Linked DNA regions of Homo sapiens: region 2 is linked to region 1. A link is a loop called in an ENCODE intact Hi-C map of the cell type or tissue named here. Cell type or tissue: endothelial cell of umbilical vein. All regions are shown on one strand. Each heading gives the region's core, and the rest is flanking DNA. Links, peaks and the distances in the headings are about the cores only.

Region 1 (7,815 bases), core at 1,349-6,348:
TCTTTTGATGCTCTCCCATAAATCACATAAACTTTCTCTATTTGTTTTCATTTTTTCTCTTCTGACCATATATTTTTAAATAACTTGTCTTCAAGGCTACAAATTCTTTCTTCTCCTTCATCAATCCTACTATTGCATTTTTCATTCATTCATTATATTCGGCAATAGGATTTCTCTTTGTCTTTGAAAAATAATTTCAATCTCTCTATTAAATTTGTTTTATTTATTGTTTTCTTGATTTTATGAAATTGTTTCCCTGTAATTTTTTTGAAGTTTGTTGAGCTTCCTTAAAACAATTATTTTGACTTTTTTGTCTCTTAGTTTATATATTTCCACTTCTCTTGACTCAGCCACTGGGAGATTTTTGTATTTTTTTGGTGGTTTATGTCACCTCAGCTTTTCATGTTTCTTATTTCCTTACACTGATGTCTGTGCATCTGAAGAAGTAAGGGCTTATTCCAGTCTTTGCAGACTGGCTTTGTCTGGGAAAACTCTTTATCAGTCAGCCTTTCCATAGAACCTGTGCATGCCATTTGGTGTCGTCTAAGGGTAGGCCTGCTGTTGGAGTCCTCAGGTAGGTTGGCTGGGCTTGGTGTCTGGGTGCCTGGGTCAGCAGGTGGGTGGGTCTATAGGGTTGGGCCTAAGTCTAGATCCACAAGTGTGGACCTATTGATTGAGTCCCCATGGATAGGCCTGAAACCTGGGTACACAAGGGCAGACCTGACGCCTATGTCTGCAAATATTTGCCTACATCTGTAGAGGCTGGCCTTATCCTTGGGTCCACAGGGGGCTACTTGGCTCTGGGATTGGCTTTGAGTCTGAGTCTGCAGGAAATAGTCAGTTACTGGGATGGATCTGATGTCCAGGATTATAGGGGACAGCCCAGTGCTGGAGAAGTTCCAGAGGCTGGGCTGCTAAGGTAGACCTGGCAGTAGAGTGGCCCAGAGACCAAGTCTGCTGTATAGACCTTGAGTCTAAGGCTATAAGCCCCTGATCAGTGCTGGGAAAGGTGTGGAAGCTCAGTCCACAAGTACTAGCCTGGTGTCTAGGGCTGTGAGGGTCTCTTTGGTGCTGGGTTTTTCTGTGGCAGGCCCAGTGTTGGGGTCTAAGGCAAAGTCTGATGCTCACTTCCTTCTCCTACCATCATGTGGAGGGTATCTGTCTCCATGCTGTGCTGTCTGGTAATTGGGGGAAAAGTGAAGCAGGTAATGTGAAACTGTCCTTCCTCTCTCTCCAGTGCATCTTTTCTTGTTTCCGTGCTATACCCAGGTGCTGAAATCTCTCACCTGGTTTCCTTCACTTTTGTGAAGGTATTTTTGTGTGCGGATAGTTGTTCAAATTGATGTTTCTGTGAGAGAGGGAGCACTGGAGAGCCTTATTTTATCATCTTGCTGACATCTCCTCAAATCATACTTTTAAAAGGCATTTATTTAATCTGTAGTAGTATATTATTTAATTTCTGTTTGAGAACACAGACATAGTTCCTGAAACTTGCTGAAGCAATTTTTAATAATCAACGGATAGTACATCACAAAATGCCATATATCTACATTCAGAAGGCAATGAAGTTTTTGGTAATTGGAAACCAGGTCATTGCTTAATGCATAGTAAGGTCACATTACTGAGAAATCATAGGAATTAATTATATCTAATCAATTCTTTTGATAATTGTGCATATTGCAATAATATTTTCATTATTTTGGCGATTGTTGGTAAGACTATTTGTGAAACAAATACTGAGCTCCATTTTGGGGTAATGAACTGCTGTTGGTGCCACAGAGAATATAAGGCTTTAGAGAAAAATTGGACATGCTAAACTGTGCCATTAGCCAAATAAAACAATAAAAGTGCATATCATTTTGTGCTTCATCAGAGTCATTTTACCAAAATTTTTATTTTCTAATTAATTGGTGAAAATTTAACAAGTCCTAGTCATCAAATTAAGAAAAAAAAAATTAGAAAACTCTATGTGTAGAGATTCAAGGAAATATAAAATCAAAATGTTGTATATTTCCTTAATGGATTTCCTGTTCTATCTAATTTTGTACTAAGATATACCCTTCTTGCTTAAAGCGTTTTAATAAAGCATGCATCTTTTGACAATCATCTAACTGCCAAGCTTAATAAGAAAAAACAAAGCATATTTCAGTAAGATATAATATCATTTACTTTGATCCAGATGTTGAATTAATAATGAGTGCACACACTGAGATACAGTGCTATTTAAAGCTTTTGTTGACATTTTAAACAAGGCAGCAGAACACAGGGAGATCCTTAATTAGGACAAAGCAGACAAACACCAACAACTTGATGGACTGTCATATGGTTCAGAGCATAAGTGTTAGGGAAAAATGTCAGTTCAGGGCTCAAAGAAGAATCAAAGGAACAACTTTGTACAACTTAGATTTCTCATATCTGGTTTTTATCTCTTTAGAGATTCATGTGTTTAGAGGTCTTTGATGTCCATGATACTTTGACAAAAAAGTGTTTAAGAATGTAAGTGTTGACTGCTTGTATGATAGTTGCCAGCTCTAGCTGTAAGTGTAGACTGACAGAAAATTGGAACAGAAATCAGTGTGTGGCAGGCACAAATTTGTCTTTAATGAATATCTTTTACAGGTGTCAAATTATCCAGTTTAATGTTTCTTCAACCATAAGAATTCCATTATTCTGTCTTTTCCCATAAGAGACCATAAATGTATTCATCTGTCACTAATTAACTCTGTGATTGTGGGCAAATCACTTATGCTTTCTCAGTTTCTATATTCTCATTTGAAAATTGAATAAGGGTGGCATTAGATAATCTCTGAACTTTCTTTTACCACTAATATCCTATAATGCTGTTGAAAAAGATACTTCCCATGTATCTTTGAAAATTATCTCAAAGATTCAGTAAAAAATAAATTCACACATTTTACTCAATGAATATTACTTATATATATGGGATAAAATGAATGAAGTCACAAGAAAGGGCAACTTTTTTTTTTTTTTAGACGGAGTCTCGCTCAGTCACCCAGGCTGGAATGCAGTGGTGTGATCTTGGCTCACTGCAAGCTCCACCTCCCAAGTTTATGCCATTCTCCTGCCTCAGCCTCCCGAGTAGCTGGGAACACAGGCACCTGCCACAATGCCCGGCTAATTTTTTATACTTTTAGTAGAGATGGGGTTTCACTGTGTTAGCCAGGATGGTCTCGATCTCCTGACCTCGTGATCTGCCCACCTCGGCCTCCCAAAGGCCTGGGATTACAGGCAGAAAGAGCAACTTTTACCTTCGAAAGCTCAATTAGGAATTGAACAGGTACTTGTTAAAGAGATCGCTTTAGTAGAAAGTCATGGCCAACAGCAAGAACTCCATAGAATGCCCACAGAATCCATATTTTTCAACTATAGATTTATTATGCAGAATTCTACTCTTGTCTGTACTGTCTGCCAACAGCCATATTTTATAGCTGAATTTTACGTTTCTAAAAATAGAGAAAATGGAAGGAAATGCTGACGTGCTGTCTCAGAGAAGGAAAAGGTACAGCTGCAATTGTTGAAACCTCAGTGGTAGAAAAACATTGCAATTCAGTTGTTTTCTTTGTCCTCAAATTACTGTATACCTTAGATCTCTAACATGCCATGTCACAACATTGCTATGTAGAGTGTCCACATATTTATTCTCCAAACCACAACACTTAAAGGAGCGAAGGGCGTAAGTGCTACTAATAATTACAAGGACAATAAGCATAAAATGGAACTATTTTGTACAAACTGGGAAATATGGTCACCCTATTGGCTTATGTTTCTATTTCTTGTTTTACAAAGATGTTCACTTTAAATATTGTTTTATTAGTCTTTATTTTAGATTCAACAGTATTGACACTTGCTCTGGATTACTCTTTAAATTGGGTTTTAATAAAAGTTTCATCATTAATTAGCTATATGACTTCATGATATATTTTTTAAAATTTCCTTGAATCTTAGTTTCCTGACTGTGAGGATTATTAAGGTCTATATAAAGACAGCTTAACATATGGTGGTTTCTCAGAAAAAAAGTGACTTCCTTTAACTAGATAGAGAACAGTGTTTTTTTTTTTATCAAGTTCTCAGAGACTTGAGAGAGTAGATCTGAGATCATTATAGTTTTTCTAGTGTCACAATTGTTCTATGGTTTCTTTCCTTTTAATTATATTGGTGTTGAGGATCTTTTTCTACATTTTATTCAATTGTTTAGGTGATGTCTCATATTAACGTCCTCCACCGAAGATCTATCTGGATCTTTCTGGGGGTGATAGCAATTTAAAGTTTGGAAAGCTTTCAAAGGGTTCAGAGGCATGCTTTCTATCATGCCTTTCTGGTGCCCTGCGAGTCAAAATCCTCATGTGCTTCATTTGCAAGAAATGGCCAATTACTAGCTTTTTGTGAAATTCTACTTGCTTGACTTCTATAACATTGCAATATTCTCATTTTTCATGTATTTCTTTAGCTATTCTCTTTTGCCTTAGTGAACTTACCTTCCTCTGTCCAATCTTTAAATTTTAATTTGGCCATTTACTCTCTATACCCACATATCTTCCCTGGGTGACCTCATCCACTGTCATAGTTTCAACAAACATCACTTGCTGTTAGTCTCAAATCTATACACATCTCTAGCCAACAGCATTCCTCTGAACTTCAGATTATATACTTAACTTTCAAATCATCATCTCTTCTCACATAACACTTAGGCTCACCTCTACCAATCTCATTTCCCCTTTTCCATTCTCTATTTCTTTAGATGGCTTCACCAACACGATCATCTTCCCAGGTACTCAGCTTAGAAATTGGGGACTCATATTCTTCTCTCCCATCACATATGTTCAATCAAAAACCAACTTCTACCAAGTTTATTTATTAACATTTATTAATTATTCCTGAATCTGTGTCTTTCGTTCACCCTCATCTTTTTTTTTTTTTAACCGCAGTCAGAACTTTCAATATTTTTTTATAGATCGTGCAATGGCTCCCTACCTCTTCTCTCTGCTTACAGTTACATCTTTCTTCAATCCAGCTGTAAATTTCACTGTTCCGTTCTCTTACATTCCTCAGTGGTTTCTCTTCTTCTTTCTTCCGTATCATGATACCCTGGATCATTTTTTTTTTTTTTTTTTTTTTTTTGAGACAGAGTCTCACTCTATCACCCAGGCTGGAGTGCAGTGGCACAATCTGGGCTCACTGCAACCTCCACCTCCCGGGTTCAAGCGATTCTCCTGCCTCAGCCTCCCGAGTAGCTGGGATTACAGGTGCCTGCCACCATGCCCGGCTAATTTTTGTATTTTTAGTAGAGGTGGGGTTTCACCATGTTGGCCAGGCTGGTCTTGAACTCCTGACTTCAAATAATCCACCCACCTCGGCCTCCCAGAGTTCTGGGATTACAGGCATGAGCCACAGCGCCTGGCCCCCTGGATCATCCTTGATCCACCCTTTGTCTGACCCTTCTGCTTCTCTAAGTACAGCTCTTATATCTTGTCACTTCTGACGACATGTTTTATTTTACTGTGACAAAATTCCTTCTTGTTTTCTTGGCATGCATGTACACACAGAGAAACACATGCACCACCACTACCACTACCACCACCACCACCACCACCCCTATTCTGTTTTCTACATACTGTAACTTGGCTTATAATGTGCTCTTGGCATGGAGTCACTTTTTTCCTCCTTCTTTTATCTTGACAACCTCCCACACATCTTTCGCTCACTGAATAAGCATCACTTTACTCCAGGAAATCAAATCTAGGCTTTGTTAGGACTTCTCCACCCTGTTCCCTTAGACCATATACAGGTTTCTATCATTTATCATGTTGTATACTAATGATCTGTTTTGCATCAGTCTTACCCCAGTAAATTGTGAACTCCTTGTGGTCAGCAGTCACCTTATTCAATTTTGAAATCTCAGTTTTTTATATAGTCTGCCATGTGTTAGGTGCCCAAGACCTTTACTGAATGAATACATTTAATAAAGAAATAAATAAATTCTAGTATTTATTAATTCACAGTGACCATGTACTTGTTTGTGTTTTTTTCCTCATTTAATTGAAACAATTTGGACATGTTTCATCAGTATAAAATTCATATAATTGACCACCAATATAAATTCATATGAAATTAACCATCAATAAAAATGTGTCTAATCCATTTTAAGTTATTGTTTATGCAATCCATATAAATTTGTGTTTGAATTTCTGCAATAATTTCAACCAAGGAAGTTCAAATCTTCCAAAATAATATGAAAGAAGTTTACAGTCTTTTGAAAAAATATTCAAAGGGTGAAAGTCACAGGCCCTGATAACTGTTCATATACTATCTTTAATGTCCTCTTATCCTTCATTTCTCACATCTCAATTACTCTTATCTGCTAAACTCTCCTAAAATACTCTCTCAACAGACACCTCTGGGGCATTTTTCTTTATCCCCACTCCTCATTTATTTTTTATTTAGATTGTCACTTAGCAAAAGAATAATTCCTATTAAATAAGATAGGGAAAGAGCACAAGCGAGTGCTCAAATACCAACTTCTCCTTAGCGGAAGGAGGCAGGGAATGTTTTGAACTATCTCATCCTGATGATTGCTGCCCAGCACTTATACGTGTGTGTTGTAACATTGCTCTCTCTGGATTATTGGTCAATTATTCTTTTATATTGTCACATAGAAGACATCTGTATGTGAATGTGCCCTTTCACTGGAGGTGACATTCGCATTTCCTCTTCAAAAAACAAACAATCAAAAATCTGAATATGTAGTAAATTTGCAGAGGCCGTCGAACAAATACTATAAATCAAGTGGTTTAAAGCAGCCCTCTTGGTTTGTTGAAAGGAAAAATCTTGAACTCAGCACTTTGCATTCTCTCTTGTAGTTTGTTTGTGATTAGTGTCTATGTACTTTGTGCTTTATATATCAGCAACAGCTGTACACTGAGGCTCCTAGGGAAACCTCCTGAAAATAGCTTTGTTGCAAAAAGAAAATGGCATTTATGAACTTTGGCAGGAACTGTACTCTTGAGCCATGTTCAATTTTAAAACTTGAATGGAAAAATCCACTGCATGGAGAAGCCAGCCAGGCAGGATCATGAGCTGGATCTATTGTTAGAAGAAGAAGGAGGTGCCAACAGCTCAGAGGGCTCTGGGGGCTCTGAGAGCTTATGTACACTGTGTCCTGCAGGGGTCCTGGACAAGGTCGCTTGGATAGCGGCCTAACCACAGCATTATACATGCTCAGGAAGAGGCAAAGCCGGAAATTTACCACTTGGCAAAGCGTCTTTACAAAACCAGAGTTTGGCTTTGTGGTAGCTTCCTTAGGTAATGGTTTCACAATTTTTCAAAAATAACTTCATTTTACTCATTCACTCACTAAGTCAGAATGTTTCTATTATTTGAGAGTCCTTTATAGAGGTGGAAGGTTCTACCTCAGTCAGGTCCTGAGAGCAGTGCCTGACTATCCCAGTCCTGTCACCTTATATACGTTCAATGTGTTGTGTTCTTACTATTGTCTGGGGTGGTGTGAGAGTCTCATTTTGCTTAGTTGTCAGTGCTGACGGCTGCTGAGAGCTGCTCAGCCAGCCACATCTGAATTGCAGTAGGTGAGGTTTACAGCCTTCTGCCCCAGTATCAGTCAAACGTGCTAAAAGAATGTCTGGCTCCGTGAGTAGTTATTTCTCAATACTTCAGTATTATGCTAAGTTACTTCACCACAGCCAGGCAAAGTCTTCTATTTTCATAGCCAGATACTTTGCAGGATGTGAGGCCCCAGCATGCCAGGGCTAGGATGAATATTTGTGTCTGTCATGATTCAAG
Region 2 (7,815 bases), core at 891-5,890, 190 kb after region 1:
TCACTCCTGTAATCCTAGCACTTTGGGAGGCCGAGGCGGGCGGATCACCTGAGGTCAGGAGTTTGAGACCACCTGGCCAACATGGTGAAACCCCATCTGTGATAAAAATACAAAAATTAGTCAGGTTTGGTGGTGGGTGCCTGTAATCCCAGCTACTTGAGAGGCTGAGGCAGGAGAATCATTTGAACATGGGAGGCGGAAGTTGCAGTGAGCCGAGATCGCGCCATTGCACTCCAGCCTGGACAATAAGAGCAAAACTCTGTCTCAAAAGAAAAAAGAAAAAGAAAAAGAAAAAAAATTATATTCTTAAATTTAAACAACCTCTTAGCTAAATAAGCTTTTCTAATAACTTTGAATTGTTTTCTATTTAGATTAAAAAATGCATTCTAGTGTAATCCTCCCAATACCCACCAATGGTAGCTATGATTATTTTACTTTATTTTTAACTCTATTAACATAGGTGGGAGTTTCCAATCCATAATCAGAATATATTAGTAACTTCACTTACACAGTTGTGTTGATTACTTCTGCCTCTGTCAGGTAGGTAGTGATTAGGGGCACTGCTATGTCTTAAGTGTGCGTAAGCAAAAAGGGAAAGAACAGGGAATATAAAAGGCAGGGAAAAATCCTGGGAAGGCAAATACACATAGTGTATGTAAATTCTAAATTATGTTAACAAATACACACTAATGATTTATATTAATATATACATTAATGTACCTATAGTTTGGGAGTAAGACTTCAGTTAGGATGAGACACTGCTACTTACTAGCTATGTAACTTTGAACAAGCGCCTTAATCTCCATTGGCCTCAATTTTCCAATCTTTAAAATAGAACAGTAGTGACAACCTCTAGGACTATTGTAAGTAAAGACATACCACAAAGTTGTTTTTCAAATTTGTCTGCATAATAAAATTCTTGTATGTATAATACAATTTTTACACAGGTTGGGTAAAATCATAATTATGACTGAAAATTATCATGAGTAATAACGATAAATTTCCCGGGAAGATTAAAATACCTTCCTTTATTGTCCAGACACAATTCAATACTTTTGACTTGCAAAAGAAAGAAAAAACATATTGTCTATGGTAATGTGTACTATTGCTTCAAGGTTAAAGTTGAAGTGACACATCCTACAAAGTATTAAAAAATGCAGGGAGAAGTGATAACAGATTAGTATTTTCCAACCTCTCGGTCAATGATATCTCTCTGTTAAACTGGTGCCATGCACCATGACATTTTCAGAGATAACTGGCTATTGGTTCCAACCCTATTCCAATGTCCAATTTGTCATCCCCTATACACCTACATCTGCAATATCCCCATCTCCCCTAAGATTCACCATGGCTATCATCATTTCCATACACTATAATTGGACAACAAAATGAACTAAAACAACAATAAAACAACAGAATTATGAGATACAGCAACAATTTCATTATACCAATACAAATTTGCTTGACTTTGATCACCAAGCAAATTATTTAAAACTAAGTACAACTCCCATTGCAATTTATACGGGACACATCCAAATCATTATCAGAAAAGGTGCAAAGTGTTCATTATCTGCTCCTCCAGGTAAATACAAATACAAATCTCGATCATTTTTTAAGTTCCTAAGACACTGGGTTTATGTTGTGTGTATGCGTGTGTTTGTATGTATGTGTGAATTGTTACTAACAACTGCTAACTCTGTGGAATAGAAGACTAAAGGTATTTTTATTTAATTCTGTAATCCCAGAACATCATCACAAAGTGGCCTAAATTAACACTTTTGTTTAGGGGGAAAGTTTATGTATTCACTCAATAAATATTTACTAATAGCTTATAATATGTAGGCTACAGAGCTGTGTGCTAGAGATGCTGTAACGAACAGTTCAGCCAGGAACCTGGCCCTCCGCTAATGGATCCTATTGGAGACTCTATATCTCTTTAATCTCTGGTATCAGTGTTAGCTCATTGTGTTTTCTTCCTCCTAAATTCCTAAATCTAGTTTATAAAACTTCCCTAGCATATCATGATGTATAATAACAGTTTATTAACAATACTAATAAAGACATTGAATAATGTATTTCAGGGAGGAGTTTACCTTTTATTTATGTTATCTCATTTAATCTTTACATGAGGAAGCTAAATTAGAATCAATTGTTACATTTTCATAAGCAATTACAACTTTAAAAATATGTTATCAATTATGTTTTAGGGCTTTTTGTGTCACACATTCTACTTAATTATTCTGCACTTAATGAAATATAACTCAGTGATAAAATTTTATACATTTAGCTGTAAAGAAAACCCCATATAGTTCAACATATATTTTGTATCAATGTCAACATTTATAATATACTGTGGAAAGAATAACATAGTCAATGGTTTTAAATATTATATTACATAGTCTATGGCTTAAATTTCCAACATGTTTTCTAATTCTTGTTGATTTTTCTGTAAATAAATAGGTGGCTTAACTATCATAGTACTCTTTAGTTTGATGAAATTATATTTTTCCCATGGTAAAACATTTTAAAGAAATTTTTCCCTGTATTAATTAAGAAAATCACACACAAAATACGTTGATATGTTGATTCCTGACAATCAACATTTGGATAAGCAAACTTTCTATGAAATGTCTACTCATGAATTTATACAAATTCATATTTGTGATACATTATTTATATTATTTAATTAAATTTAAATTATTAAATTAAATTTGAAGTCCAAAATCATGAATTTATCAAATTTTTCCTATTATGAGTTGACTTTGCCTCTCCTGCTATTTGCGTCTTGAGTTTGGATAGTAGCTCTGCCACTTACCAGCTGCTTAATTTTTCCTTAACTGTAATTCACAGATAATGAAAGAACTTAGAGCTAGAATGCAGACCTCCCGACTCATGATCCAGTTTTCAATTATGCTAATCTATTTTTATGTTATTAGACATACAGAAACAATAAGAGAACTGTCCAACAATGTGGCATTTTAATGGTAGTATTAACCTAAATAGAAAATATTACTGTACCATCAATCTAATCTTTTAAAAACATAAAGGCAGTCATGAAAATTGAAAGGAAACTTGCATTTTCTACAAAATAATATGTAAAATAATAACTTATTATGAAATATTCAGTTTTTACTGCTAACTCCAACTGGTCATTGGAAAGTATCTGTAGCATTATCAATAGGAGTAAATAGTATGGCCTGACTGCCCTTTGAGTCAGAATCTCATTTACTACCGGTAGGTTCTTGGCTGGGTTAATTGACCTCGCTAAGTCTCAGTCTCCCATGTGTTCATCAGGGTTACTGATACCACCCCACCATCAAAGTGGGAGGATCAAATGAGACAACTTACACGATGCATTTGGCACAGAGTAGACGTTCAATAAACATGAGCTCCCTTCCTCTTCCCCTAGTGCCAGCTGGCTGGCAGACCACATTAAGCAGAAAAAAGGAAGCTATGTTCTCCTTTTTCCAGACAGCTGGTAATGCAGACATCACAGGCTTTCTACAAACAATGTTGACTAATTTTTGCCACAGCTGACGTGTGTATAATGTGCCCTGCCAGTTCTCTCAATAAGCCGAATTCATGACCACGGAATAATTAAGTTGTTTTCTTTATCGCTCCTCATTTTATGAGTCCAGATTGAGGTAAAGTGGCACTTTTGTAATGTTTTGTATATTTCATGGACCTGGAAGACTTCATTTATTGTCCTGTAATAACAACAATAAAAATGTTTTACACTGTTTATTTCTGACCACAGTACTATGATACACATAATACTGCTCCCTCCAATCTGTAGAAGCGACCACTAAGAAACAGGTAAAGTAACTTGTCCAGCATCACCCAGGCAGAAAGTGGCAGGTTAGGATTTGAATCCAGTGTTTTGACTCCTATGCCTGCACTCCAAATTCATAGAAATGATTGAGAGAGAGAGTAGGATTTGCATGTAAAGTGAACAAAGGCCTTAAACTCCCATCTACTACTTCCCATTCAGCCGGGGGGGCAAAGAATACATTACTGAACATCCAGATTGTATTAGCTATGCTGTATTTCAAAATAGAAACCCTGAAATTTCCTCTTGATAGGTAAATATTTATCCCCTTTTATATCACTCAAGTACAGTACATATAGTATACAAATTCAACAGGCAATAACTTCTTAATTATACCTAAAATATTCAACAGTTTGAGAGGCACATTTCTGCTATTTTGGTTCCTTTTACCTAAAGGGAAAAGGCCAAGTAGGGCTTGTGTGTGAATGCTTAGAACAGTGGCTGGTACAACCAGTGGCTGGTACATAAACTCTATTATTTATTATTGTTATTATTTAATTTTCAAAACTACTTACTGAATATACACTTCTCTGATGAATTTTATAGACCACCAAGGAGCATCCTGCTGATGCCTAGGTCTGTATAACTCTGCTGAACAAAATGTGCTCCATGAATGTGTTTTATATACAGGTGTACTTGAATGAGGCTGGAAACAGCAATTCTCACCATCATTTCAATCAAGCAAAATTGGATTTTATCTGCTTTATGAATATTGGACACCTTTGTACAAAGTCATTTGAAGAAAGATTCCACTAAAAACAAATGAAAATAAATAAACAAATGTGCAAAGCTACTGCTATAGTAAAATATAATGATAACAATAATCTCTAATACACATATTGGGCTTATTTAAGCCAGAAACTATTCTAAGTAATTCTCACTATTACACTATAAGTTAAGTTCTACAATTCCCATTTCATAGATGAGGAAATTGAAGCGATTAGATGACTTATCTAAGATAAGTTTAGAATGGAGTTGGAACTACAATCAACACAGTTTAGCTCCTGAATCTGGGCTCTTCAGCACTGTGCTCTGCTGGCTCTGGATAGTAAAGAAAGTTCCTCTTAACACATTTTATACAATTTTCAATCAGTATTCTTGAGCTCTGCACTTGAATGAGAATAATGAATGTACGCTTTCTCACTTCACAATATGACCTGAAAGCAATATGCCCAATAAGTAAACAAAATATAAATATAAAAAGAGATTCTGAAAAAGTACAAATGCAGCTAAATGGAAATAGCCTACTGAGCAGTTTTTCTGGATTCCATTTAAAACATAATAATAGGTAGGTCTAAAATGGAACTGAGGTAAGTAAAACAAAATAACTTTCTCTATGGTTTCTCTAACAGGTATTATGGTGCCTACTTCAATGTTTCCATTTATATGGTGTTTGTAACACTTTATTGACCAAATTCAAAAAGAAGAGACTAAATTCAAGTAAGATACCTAAAATGATCAGCAGTTTCACGTCTGATAAATTAGTAAGAGCTGTCTAATTGCATAATTGATATAGCTCTATCTGCTTATACCCTTTATCCATAGATGATCTCCTGTTGATCAGGTGGCAACTTTAACACAACTTAAGGTTGATTACCAACAAGCTGTGTCACAATACTAAATAAAGTTAATTAAATTTTGATTTATAGAGGCTGTATTTCAACAATGTTGATCCATCACAGGTAGAGTCTTTATCTCTAAAAGTATTCACACTTCATGGGCTTCCCTTTAAAATACAGAACCAAAGCTATGAGAGCCAATCCTGCTAACTAAGCAAAACCCTGGATCCACAGCAGTTATGAGGGACAGACAAATTATATGAAACAATTAATACGGAAGGAGACATGGCACGTGTAGAGTGGGACAGACCAGTCAAAATGCTGGGCTCGTAAGACCACATGGTTCATCAGACCTTCTGTGGCTCCTGGGCGCAGTGTGCACCCTGAAGCTTATCTCTTCTTCATAGCTGTTATTTAGACTAGCCCGGGGCTTAAAGGCAGGATGTAAAATGCAGTCCAGGAAAAATGATTCCTTATGTTCCTTAAGTAATTGTGAACTTGGCATAAGTTTTCTTAAGTAATTTTTAAATCAAAGTTTACTTAAGCTTATTCTATCACATGTCTTGTTATGTTTTGTTTTGTTCTGTTCTCTTCAACCAAATATAGACCATTGAGTTTCTTAAAAAAGGCACTTAAGGCTGGGCGTGGTGGCTCATGCCTGTAATCCCAGTACTTTGGGAGGGTGAGGTGGGTGGATCATGAGGTCAGGAGTTTGAGGCCAGCCTGACCAACAGGGTGAAACCCAGTCTCTACTAAAAATACAAAAAAAAAAAAAAAAAAAAAGTTAGCCAGGCATGGTGGCACAGGCCTGTAATCCCAGTGACTCAGGAGGCTGAGGCAGGAGAATCGCTTGAACCCGGGAGGCAGAGGTTGCAGTGAGCCAAGGTTGCGCCACTGCACTCCAGCCTGGGTGATAGAGCAAGACTCTGTCTCAAAAAAAAAAAAAAAAAAAAAAAAGAAAACAGAAAAAAGACACTTGGTAGTTTCTAAGTTAACTCCAGTAAAAAGCATTTGTGTTTCATTTGCTTAGTCAACAGAGTGAAATTATTTTATTCTTAAAAAATATTAGAATTCCTGTAATCCCAGCACTTTGGGAGGCTGAGGCGGGTGGATCACGAGGTCAGGAGATGGAGACCATCCTGGCCAACATAGTGAAATGCGGTCTCTACTAAAAATACAAAAACTGGCTGGGCGTGGTGGCACGTGCCTGTAGTCCCAGCTACTCGGGAGGCTGAGGCAGGAGAATCGCTTGAACCCAGGAGGCAGAGGTTGCAGTGAGCCGAGATCAGGCCACTGCCCTCCAGCCTGGCAACAGAGCGAGACTCTATCTCAAAAAAAGAAAAAAAAAGTTAGAATTATGACCAGACATATTCAGGTTTAAAGCTTTATCTGAACTGATAAAGAAGTTCTGTGTGAACATAAACAGTTATTAAGAATTCAAGTTTGGATGATCAGTGTTAATAAAAGATGAGAATAAGGAGCACTAGAAAGTCTCTATCCTCTGATATCCATATTTAAATCAGCATATACACTTTCTTTCAGAAACGTACTTTGGAGCAAGGGCTATGTTAAGCCGCACATACTTACAAATTACTCTTTTTAATGTTTAAAATAATTTATACAATTATTATTACTGAGTCTTCTCTGTTTTATTATGATTGCTGAAAGTAATGAGAATAGCTACCATTTTTAGTTCATTGTAATTGTTGTGTTTCCCCTTCCCTTTGGAATTAAGCAGGTGCCAAACATTTATTAGATGCCATCTAAGGTAATTAGTTGCTCATGAAAATGCCATGAACAATGCTCAGGTTGTGGCAACTGAGCTACGATTTTTGATAGAACTCAATATTGATCAGCATAATGACAACAAATAAAGGTGAGGGGCTCAGCGCAGCTGGAGGAAGAAATAAAGAGAGGAAGAGCAGAAAATTTCCAAGGTGGGCCCTCCATGCGAATGAAGAACAGAGCAGGTGTTTGGCAAAGTTAGCTTGGGGGAGGGAGGGATGGACTTAGTGGGGGAGGGAAGGTGTGAAAATAATTGTATTTTGTTTATGTCTTAAAGAAAACGTCCCTAAAATGTGTCACTTAAGGAAGGATACAGTTTCAGCAACAGAAGTGGGGGGCATATCTGCCATAATTGGCTATGCAATAAAAGAGATTTTAAAAACACATTTTGCAGTAGTTATTTTGGCCTTTTTCTTTGAGACAGAGTCTCGCTCTGTCGCCCAGGCTGGAGTGCAGTGGCGTGATCTCGGCTCACTGCCAGCTCCGCCTCCTGGGTTCACACCATTCTCCTGCCTCAGCCTCCCAAGTAGCTGGGACTACAGGCGCCCACCACCATGACTGGCTAATTGCTTTTGTATTTTTAGTAGAGATGGGGTTTCACTGTGTTAGCCAGGATGGTTTTGATCCCCTGACCTCGTGATC

The links. A loop is a pair of places that touch in the nucleus more often than their neighbours do. Peaks named below come from ENCODE experiments on the same cell type or tissue, not always from the same donor. Only the 100,000 strongest peaks of a DNase experiment are listed, where the experiment ranks them.
Region 2: it touches region 1 in a loop (8-fold over the local background); 1 of 110 quality-filtered maps calls a loop at or near these places.

Annotation. Positions count from the first base shown.
Region 1 is chr4:86,032,695-86,040,509 of GRCh38, reverse strand. All of the region lies in intron 11 of MAPK10 (mitogen-activated protein kinase 10), which reads left to right. Among named protein-coding and RNA genes, the nearest start is that of MAPK10-AS1, 83 kb to the left of the region's middle. In endothelial cell of umbilical vein, for the core only: no CTCF peak of the experiment used is centred there; a DNase peak (open chromatin) is centred at 3,549; H3K27ac peaks cover 2,308 bases.
Region 2 is chr4:85,838,374-85,846,188 of GRCh38, reverse strand. All of the region lies in intron 3 of ARHGAP24 (Rho GTPase activating protein 24), which reads right to left. Among named protein-coding and RNA genes, the nearest start is that of MIR4451, 120 kb to the right of the region's middle. In endothelial cell of umbilical vein, for the core only: no CTCF peak of the experiment used is centred there; DNase peaks (open chromatin) are centred at 3,458 and 5,788; H3K27ac peaks cover 1,989 bases.